2 separate regions of the Homo sapiens genome follow, and region 1 is linked to region 2. Evidence: read pairs that join two places in POLR2A ChIA-PET (ENCODE). Cell type or tissue: K562. All regions are shown on one strand. Region 1 overlaps TBC1D7-LOC100130357 (TBC1D7-LOC100130357 readthrough). Region 2 overlaps PHACTR1 (phosphatase and actin regulator 1).

Region 1 (5,000 bases), 85 kb after region 2:
TTTCAGCACAGTAATTTGCAAATATTGAAGAGCTCCAAAAAGACTAATAAAGCATTTGCTTTATTTCAAAGCATTCACGCATACCTTCAGAATTTTGTTCTATCTTAAGCAGTACAAAAGTTAAAATGTTCCTAGAATCAGAATTTTAGGAATCAAAAGAATGGCATTTCTCAAACCTTGTGTCAATACTCAGAATGCGAAAGTAAACTCTCAGGTAAATTTCAACAGAGAAATCTTAGAAAAACCGGGACCTTATTTGAAAACCTCTTCTGCTTTCAAACACCATATCATATACAAAAAGCTTTACATTTTCATCTAGGATTTAATAGCTGAAGGATTTTAATGTTAAAAAGAAACTAAGAAGTATCACACTTTCCCTTAAAAAGTACCGACTTAAATCAAAATTGTTATTTTAATGTATTATTTCATTCTAAGCCCTTCTTTCAACTTGTTAATATTCTATAAAATGTCAAGAAAAACATAATTTAAATCATAGGGAATAAGTTTTCTCAAAACATTTTATTAATGTGTCAAAGGAGAATGGAAAATAAGTAGGAAGAAAAGGGAAAGGAAAATCTCCTTTCTTGGACTCCCGTGCAGTTCTGTGCACTGTGCTTGGCACCCCGAAAGGTGGCATATCACTGACTGCTCCTGACCACTGACAGGTCAAGGGAAGAGGACCCATGTCGTCCTTCCTGGCCCTGTGATGAGCACTGCTGCACCCTCTTATTAATGGATTAAAAAATGAGGCAGAGTGGGCGCTAAGTAGGTGCTACGGTTCAAATATCTGTCCCCTCCGAAACTTATGTTGAAATTTAATCCCCATTGTGGCAGTATTGAGAAGTGGGGCCTTTAAGAGGTGACTGGATCATGAGGGCTCTGCCCTCATCAGTGGGTCAATTCATAGATTAATGGGTTATCACAGGAACGGGACTGGTGGCTTCCTAAGAAGAGGAAGAGAGTCCTGGGTGAGCACGTTGGCACGTTCAGCCCCCTCACCATGTGATAGCCTGTGCCACCTCAGGACCCTGCAGAGAGTCATCAGCAAGAAGGCCTTCACCAGATGTAGCCCCTGAATCCTGGACTTCCCAGCTTCTAGAATTGTAAGAAATAAATTCCTTTTTAAAATAAATTATCCGATTTCAGGTATTCTGTTATAAGCAATCAAAAACAGACTAATACAATGAGGATCATGACTGGGAGACGTGGGATGGCAGAGTCCAAAACACACACTCAGAAGCACGTCTGCCTGAGGCTGCAGTAAAGGTGTCTCAGCTTGGAACACAGACAAGCTGAGTAGCGGTGAGGCGGAACCTATACCCTGTCATCTCAATTCCTAATCTAATTTAATTTGATATATAATTTAAGAACTTGTGTAGTACTATCAACTTCACTTTGCCAATAAGTGAAATTTAAAGATGATTGCTTAAATTATTCCAATTATTTTTTAGGGACCTTCTCTCTCGATAAACGTAAGAAATATAAATGATCTTTATTAGCTCTAAGGTTTGTCCATGGATACCTCATCATTAACGTCAAAAAAAATTAGATCTGCAATAAAAATAAATTTTGTAAAATAGGAGTGTTCCAGCAAATCCATTTGAACAATTCACTGTTTTAGCCAAACAAATAACACTTTAATTTCATACTGATATAAATAAAGAAGGAGAAGGGAAAACTCTTCCTTAGAGAAGAATGCCAACTAATACATGCAGAAAGAATGAAGGAGTTAGATCACCATTTGGCAATCAGCATAGTAAAAATTGGTTCAGGCAAGAATCATTAGTGGATGGCTACTTACAAGTCTCAAAGTACTTCTCCACAGTTATTTATTAATTACAAAGAGGAAAATAGTAACCTTACAGTGGAGAAACTCCACAGACACCATCTTACCCAAGTGATCAAAGTTAGCAGCACAGTAATGAGTCCCATACTTCTGTGATATTCCTGCCAATAATGCGTGACCAGAGTTTAATCATGGAGAAACATGAGACAGACCCAAATTGAGAAATGCTCTACTGGCCAGGGCTCTTCAAAAGTGTCAAGGTCATGAAAGACAAAGACTGAAGAACTGTTCCAGGCCAGGCACAGTGGCTCACGCCAGTAATCACAGCACTTTGGGAGGCCAAGGCAGGTGAATCACCTGAGGTCGGGAGTTCAAAACCAGCCTGACCAACATGGAGAAATCCCATCTTTACTAAAAATACAAAAATTAGCCGGGAGTGGTGGTGCGCACCTGTAATCCCAGCTACTCTGGAGGCTGAGGCACAAGAATTGCTTGAACCCAGGAGGCAGAAGTTGCGTTGAGCCAAGATCGCACCACTGCACTCCAGCCTGGTCAAAAAGAGAAAAACTCTGTCTCAAAAAAAAGAAAAAAAAAAAAAAAAAAAGAACTCTTCCAGATTAAAGACTAAGACGTGGCAGCTAAATGTAATGTGTGATCCGGAACTGGATCTTGGATCAGAAGAAGAGCATCAGTGGGACATCAGCAAAATCCCAGTGAGGCCTACAGAGTAGCTGTCAGTATTGTGATTCTCCGGTTTTGATCATTACATTACGGTTGTATGAGATGTAACATTTGAGGACACTGGGTGAAGGTATTTCAGAACACTGCACTATTTTTGCAACTTTTTTCTACATCCAACATTATTTAAAAAGTTAAAAAATAAAAATTTTTTAGAAATCGTCAAATGAGAATACTCATGAGCAAAAGTTTAATAAGGAATAGGATGTTTACATAGCAGTTTTAAAGTGTCTCCCCACAAAGAGAAATAGCAATTACAAAGGGAAAAGTAAAAACTTTCCAGCGGAAAACTCCAGCAGGCAGCACCCTCGCCAAGTGATCCAAGTTAACACTACCTCTTATGGGGCAAATTCACACTATGTGCCTCCTGATAAGAGACACTGAGAAGGACACAGCATCACCTACTTGGTATCCCTGCCAAAAATGAATAACCTGAATCTAATCAGGAGGAAACACCAGACAAACCTAAAGGGAGGGGCTTTCTTCAAAGCATCTGATTATGCCCTTCAAAAATGTCAAAGGCATGAAAGATAAAAAAAGACAGAACTGTCCCAAGTCAAAGGAGACTAAAGCAATATGATAACCCAGTGCAATGCCTAAACCAGGATCCAGTCCTCACCCAGAACTTTGACCGTTTGATTATTTGTGAAGGCATTATTGGTGAAATTCAAATGGAGCTGGTAGATTACGTTAATATTGTATCAATGTTAATGTCTTAGTTTTGAGGACTGTACTATGGCTATCTACAGGGGTGTCCTGTCTTTAGGAAGTGTACACTGAAGGAATCTGAGGTAATAGGGAATCCTGTCTGCATCTTACTCTCAAATGATTTAGGAAAAAAAAAATGTGTTTAAAAAAATACGTTTTAAAACAACAAAGCAAAACAGATGCACACAAAGCAAAACAGATGCTTAAAGCTACTTAGCACCTACAATTTTTTATTTTTTAACTTTTTAAATAATGTTGGATGTAGAAAAAAGTTGCATAATGTTAACAACTGGAGAATCTGGGTAAAGGGTATATGCAAATTCTTGGTAGTATTCTTGCAACTTTTCTGGAAGTTTGAAATTACTTCAAAATAAAACGTATTTTAAAAAAACAAAAAGTAAGAAGGTTGGGTCAGAATGTGCATGGCCATGAATGCCAAGTAAAGATGTGTCACTTTTATTCTAATAACAACAGGGAGCCACCAAAAGTTTTTAAGGCAAAACATGATGTAATCAAAGGCCGGCAAGATGGGACGGTCTAGAGTTGAGCTTAGTGTCAGACAAAAGTGACCACTAACCAGTGGAAAAGAGGGACTTCGAGGTAACTTCCCAGACTCCAGCTGATACATGCGGAGATAGACTTCAGCCTGAGGTGTGGCATCACTAACAAAGCGAACGACTTTCAGGGCATGAAGGACATCCAAGTACTGCTCCTTACGATACATCATCACCTTGGCATGGGACTCGTGGTGTGGAGGCAAGATTCCTAGAGAGAACAGGAAAAACGAAAAAAGGACAAAATACTGAGCCATCACTCCAAATCCCTCATCTATGAAAGAGGATGCCGTGAGAAGCGACCCACACAATTAGGCTAGAATTCACGCAGACATTCAAGTACCATGTAGAATCTCTTTTAGAAATTCTCACTATAAAACAATCTTAAATGTGAAATATTATCAATGTTTGAGTGCTGATGCATCACTGATATGAGAGAGAAATGAAACAACACTGGCAAAGCCCTTGAATAAGTATGCCGCATACATTCAAGATTAGCAACCACATCAATCCTAACAATGGTTTAACTTAATTTATGGCAGCCTCAGGCTGCCTTTAGCTCCTAGAGGTCTCACCCTAGTCTTTGTACTTGGCCCCTACATCTCAGAACCACCAACAGCCCATTGAATTCTTCTCTTCCCCAACAGTTAAAACTTGCTCACTAAGTATCCTATCCTCCAGGTCACAAAAGTCCTTAATCTTCATTGGTGAGGTCACCTTACAGGACATTTCTATGACATATTAAGCTCCTTAACCCATTTAAACATGGTGTCATATCTTTTTTACAAACAAATGGCTCTGAGGAAACACAGTGGAAAGACCACTAGACAGACCAGCCATCCTGGGTTCTAGCCTCGGACTGGATAATACTAGGACTCTGAAATGTGTCTTTCTGGGCACTTGTTTTCCCCACCTGCCAGAGGCAGGAAATGGGATAAGCATTTCACCAAATGCTTCTCCACAGAATGCTAACCCCAAGAGAAAAAAAAATGCCCTCATCAAACAGATTTGGGAAATGGTGACAATGAATTTTCATGGCACTAAGTTTTGCCATAAAGAAAAACATTTTAGGCCAGGTATGGTGGCTAACGCCTATAATCCCAGCACTTTGAGAGGCCAAGGCAGGCAGATCACTTGAGCCCAGAAGTTCAAGACCAGCCTGGGCAACTGGGTGAAGGTATTTGGGAAACCCTGTCTCTACAAAAAATTAGCCA
Region 2 (5,000 bases):
GTTACAGCTCTCTAGAGAGCCTGTCCCATTGTTGGAGAGCCTTATTCTTAGACATTCTTCCAATATTGAACTGAAATCTGTCCATGCCACTCCCACCCATTGGTCTTATTCTGTGTTTTCTGCACCCTCATCCCCCATAACATGGCATGCTGTAGCATACTTGAAGACAATGATCCTGGCTTCCCCAATCTCTCTCAGGTTACATAGAACGAGATCTCGGTTCTGAGGGTGGTTGGGGTGGGTGGGTGTGGTTCTGGGCTACTCCTGACCCAGCTTGTTCAAGTTTACACATTATCCTCTAGGGAATCAGAAAAAAGAGAAGGAGCAGATCTTTTATTATAGCTCCTTCCCCTCACTTCCCATTCCTCCAGCTCTGCTACAGTACAAGGAGAGCCCCAGGTATGTGAGGGGCAAATGAAGATTTATCTGCAGATGGGAGTGAGATGCCAGAGCATCTGGCTGCCCCAGTGACCTCTTCTGTGCCAAGTGTGAGAGAGAGATGGGAAGCATAGGAAGTCGGCCTGTGAGGCTGGCCACCTGCTTGTTCACTGTGGGGTCCTTGCACCTGGTTTAGACTAACACAGTAAAAAAGGGCACCATTGCCCCAGAGCATACTCCTAAAAAGGGAGACAATCCCAGCCTCTCCTGCCTGAATACATATCCACAAGCCACCACCATGATTAGCTAGCAAAGGCAGTCACAAAACCCAGAGGTGGGAAGAGACATAAACCGTCCATGCCCTGAAAGAAGTTATCTGCATCTGAAATCTTATCCTGGTAAATCAGCCCTTTCCCAACTCTTCCCCTTATAAGGACATCCACTGAAGGTTTACCATAGTATACATTGTTCCCAGCCCTCTTTCATTATGGTGGATGGCAGGTGTATTATTCAGTTTGCTGCTATGAAGAAATACCTGAGACTGGGTAATTTATAAAGAAAAGAGGTTTAATTGACTCACAGTTTCCCATGGCTGGAGAGGTCTCAGGAAACTTACAATCATGGCAGAAGGCACCTCTTCACAGGGTGGCTGGAGAGAGAATGAGTGCAAGCAGAGGAAATGCCAGATGCTTATAAAACCATCAGATCTCGTGAGACCTACTCATTATCATGAGAACAGCATGAGGGAAACTGCCCCCATGATTCAGTTACCTCCACCTGGTCCTGCCCTTGACACATGGGGATTATGGGGATTAGAATTCAAGGTGAGATTTGGGTGGGGACACAGAACCAAACCTTACCAGCAGGAGAAGACACATCAACTAGGGACAGAAAGACAAAGTAGAGAAGGCAGCATATTCAAGCCATTGAGATGGCCTGCATCCTTCCTCTGAATCCACTTTGTCCTTCACTCTTTCAACTAGGGAGTTTCTTTCTTTGTGGTAAGACCCTTGGAAGCTCTAGCCAGATTGCAGGGACTGTACCTAAAGGACAGACTGTCAGGCATGCCTAGCAAATTGGCAAAGTTGTACAGAGATCAGCACATCAGGCAGATAGGCCATATCTATACCTCAAGGTCATTTTTGAGGTAGCACAGCCATTAATGCAGACCCAAAGAGTTTTAGGGACTATTCCCTTTAGAACTGAGAGCTCAACTCTGTGCTTCTAGCCACCCATTCATCCTGAAGCCAGGGCAGAATGAAGGGGAAATCCAAGAACCAAAAAGTGACTGTGGTAGAGAGCGAGCTACTCTGGAGTAGAAGTTTGGGTTCTGGCTCTGATTCTTTCATTCCCTAGTCATTTGCCCTGAGGGCATTAGACTAGGTCATCTGATTACTGTGTGCAAAATATGTGCTTTATGATCACAAAAAGTAACTAAAAGAATGTAGACATGTGCTGTAGAGTTGGCATTTCTGAAGCTACAAGGCTGCAGCATTCTCTGGCTATTAATGTACTGGAAATCTTAGGCTCTTTGAAAAGCATGTGGCCAAGTCTGTGGTCCTCATGGAGTCAGCAAGATAGAAAACATAATTTTAGCCTGACAGTTCCAATAACATAAGAAAAAAAAAAAGACCACGATGTGTAGCATTCTAAGAATAATCCCAAATTGAGGGTGAGGAATGGGAAACAGAAACACCAAGTAAAATGATGTCAACTTCTGCAGAACCTCCCAGCATTAAGGCAGAGTTTCTACATAAAAATGCCAAAATTACTGTGCTTCCAAAAATGTTCACTTGTTGAGGCTATTGGGCAGACTCTACTAAGTCTCAATAAGCAAGTCATCTGGATTTTTTAATAAATAACTATTTCAGTCCACTGCCATTGGAGACGTGTGGACTGCCCCAGAGACATGAACATTGGTCAACAGGGTTCACGTTGCTCCTCCTCCATATGTATACAGACTTTGAACTTCAGGATGGCACAGAGGACCAAGGGGTGGTGAATGATGCCATCCACTGGGGTGCCAGGCAAAAATTGTAGAGCTTCTATTTACATTCATTTCATATGATCCTTTTTAATATGGTTATTTGTGCCTGAATTGTAATGCGCATGGTGTATCACTGCAGTAGTACCTGTGTCTTATACATAAAGGAATGGTACCTATGGGGACATTTGCTTAGATTCGTATTGATGAAGTTCTCTTAGAATCCACTGGTTTGAGTGTCACTTCTCAGTGCTACATGAGTAGCACTTTTCATCTCCAGTGGACACACAGAGACCTCAGGGCAATCCCTCACCCCACCTACCCCGCCCCATGCAAAACCATTCTGCATTCTCTCTAGATCTCCTCTTGGGATTCTGCATCCTGAACTAGGAGGTGCCCTGACTATGGGATCTTAGCCATCAGATCTACTTCTAGTTCTGTTCATTTGCCAAGCTTTTTATTCCCACCAGAGTAATGTTCCCTCATGACTCCATTTTGTTTATTTGAAATATAATTGAACATACTACTCCAAAAAATCAGTATTAAAAAATTAGACACAGAGCCATGCTTCTCAAAGTTCATAGTTAGGGTGCCCTGTCAGGGCGACCTCGTGATCTGCCAGAGACAGCATGCTCTGGCACTTCCTCACTTTCCAGCCTATGACACTGACAGGTTGGTGAAGTGAAACCCCCAGAAGTTGGAGCTTCAGATCACTAGGTATGGGGTGTTCTGGAACTAAAGAGTAACCTAATGCCTAACAAGTTGTGCTTTTGATTCTGAAACATCCTATAAAAAGTCAGTCATTCAGTAAGTTGATAGGGCTACTCATTTTTAAAGGAAGGGACTAAGACTCCAAAACATGACCTATTTGTGGTCAGACAACAGCCAGTCTACTTGGGACCTCACCTAGGGAACGGCTAGCTCTTCAGACCCAACAGAGGATCGACTGGCCCAGTCCTCTCCAACTGAGGTCCTCTGTCCCCACCCATACCCTCTTTGTTGTTTGGACCAGATGAAAGAAAAAGCCTGCAAAAGAAAAATAAAATGGAAAGTGCCTCACCATATACACAGGAGTTTATCATCTAAAGTGAGCTCAGGAGTAAATGAGGATTGGGGCTGTCTACCTCCCTGACATACTCCTTCCCCTAAAATATCCCTTCACCCTTGAAATATCACCCTCCTACTCAGGAATGAACTATGGGCATTTTTTTTTTTTTGGCAGTCAGAGTTGACCAGAATTTTTTCATCACCTGAGCTGGAGCAGGGAGACTCCCCACTTCTAGTTGGATGCATCTCTATGTAGAAGCTCTTGGAAGCCTGGTCACTTGGTTTGGGAAAGAATATTTCTCCTTGTGATGTCCTTTTCCTAAGCTAGACATAGCCAATAATGCAGACCACTCACCTATGATTATTCCCAATGATCAAAGGAAGATACTGACTTTATTTAAGCTACTTGGTGTATTCATTTGCTGGGGCTGCCATAACAGAGTCCCACAAATCAAGTGGCATACACAACAGAAATGCATTGTCTCGGAGTTTTAGAGGCTGGAAGTCTGAGATCCAGGTGTCAGCAGAGTTGGTTCCTTCTGAGGGCTGCGAGGGAGCATCTGTTCCAGGCGTCTCTCCCGGCCTCTCGTGTTTGCTGGGAATCTTTGGTCTTCCTTGGCTTGTGGATGCATCACATCAATCTCTGCCTTCGTCTCTGCATGATGCTCTCCCTCTGTGTGTATCTCTGTGTTCAGATTTCCCCTTTCTATAAGGACACCAGTTATGCTGGATTAGGGCCCACTACCCCACCCTAAAGACCTCATTTTAACATGATTATCCCTGTAAAGACCCTGTCTCAATAAGGGGACATTCTGAGGTACTGGGATTAGGATTTCAACCTAGAAGTTTTAGGAAGACAGAATTCAATCCATAACCCTTGGAGAAGTTTCAAGTGGGTTTACCTAGAGAAGGGACCATGACCCCAAATGCATGTGGGAAGAGACAGATATTGCACAGAAGTGAAGCAGACAGTGAGGAGATGAATAGGGAGTGTTAGGAACAGGGGCGAAATGAAAAGTCCACCCTTGCATCAAGAGGCCATCACTGTTCAGCTTCAACCCCCTGTTGTTTTGCAAAAATGAAGGACTAGTTTGTTAGCTCTTCTGAAAAAAAGAATCTGGATTTTTAAAATGACAATTTCAATTTTTTTAGACTTTATAGGACTGGCACAGTGGCTCATGCCTATAATCCCAGCACTTTGGGGGGCCAAAGTAGAAGGATCACTTGAGCCCAGGAGTCTGAGACCAGCCTGGACAACACAGACCCCATGTTGACAAAACAAATTCTTAAAAATTAACTGGGCATGATGGCGTCCACCTGTAGTCCCAGCTGCTTGGGAGGCTAAGGTAGGAGGATCCCTTGAGCCCAGGAGGTCGAGGCTGCAGTGAGCTATAATTGTGCCACTGCACTCCAGCCTGAGCAACAGAATGAGACCCCTCTTTTAAAAAAAAAATGAGATAGGCAAAAATATATATTTGTGGACTGAATTCAGCCCAATGACTCCATCTCAGTTCTGGGCCTCCTGTTTTAAATCTTGGACCTGGATGGTGTAGTTTATTCTATTTATAGTATATTCATGAAGTCTGTGTGC

The links. Peaks named below come from ENCODE experiments on the same cell type or tissue, not always from the same donor. Only the 100,000 strongest peaks of a DNase experiment are listed, where the experiment ranks them.
Region 1: POLR2A ChIA-PET joins it to region 2 with 9 read pairs; 10 of 35 experiments call an interaction of 5 or more read pairs at or near these places.

Annotation. Positions count from the first base shown.
Region 1 is chr6:13,317,099-13,322,098 of GRCh38, forward strand. It overlaps TBC1D7-LOC100130357 (TBC1D7-LOC100130357 readthrough), which reads right to left. Exons shown (of 9, transcript NM_001318809.2): 4 at 3,810-3,997. TBC1D7 (TBC1 domain family member 7) reads right to left here. Exons shown (of 8, transcript NM_016495.6): 4 at 3,810-3,997. Among named protein-coding and RNA genes, the nearest start is that of TBC1D7, 8.9 kb to the right of the region's middle. In K562, no CTCF peak of the experiment used is centred here; a DNase peak (open chromatin) is centred at 2,963.
Region 2 is chr6:13,232,526-13,237,525 of GRCh38, forward strand. All of the region lies in intron 10 of PHACTR1 (phosphatase and actin regulator 1), which reads left to right. Among named protein-coding and RNA genes, the nearest start is that of TBC1D7, 94 kb to the right of the region's middle. In K562, no CTCF peak of the experiment used is centred here; no DNase peak of the experiment used is centred here.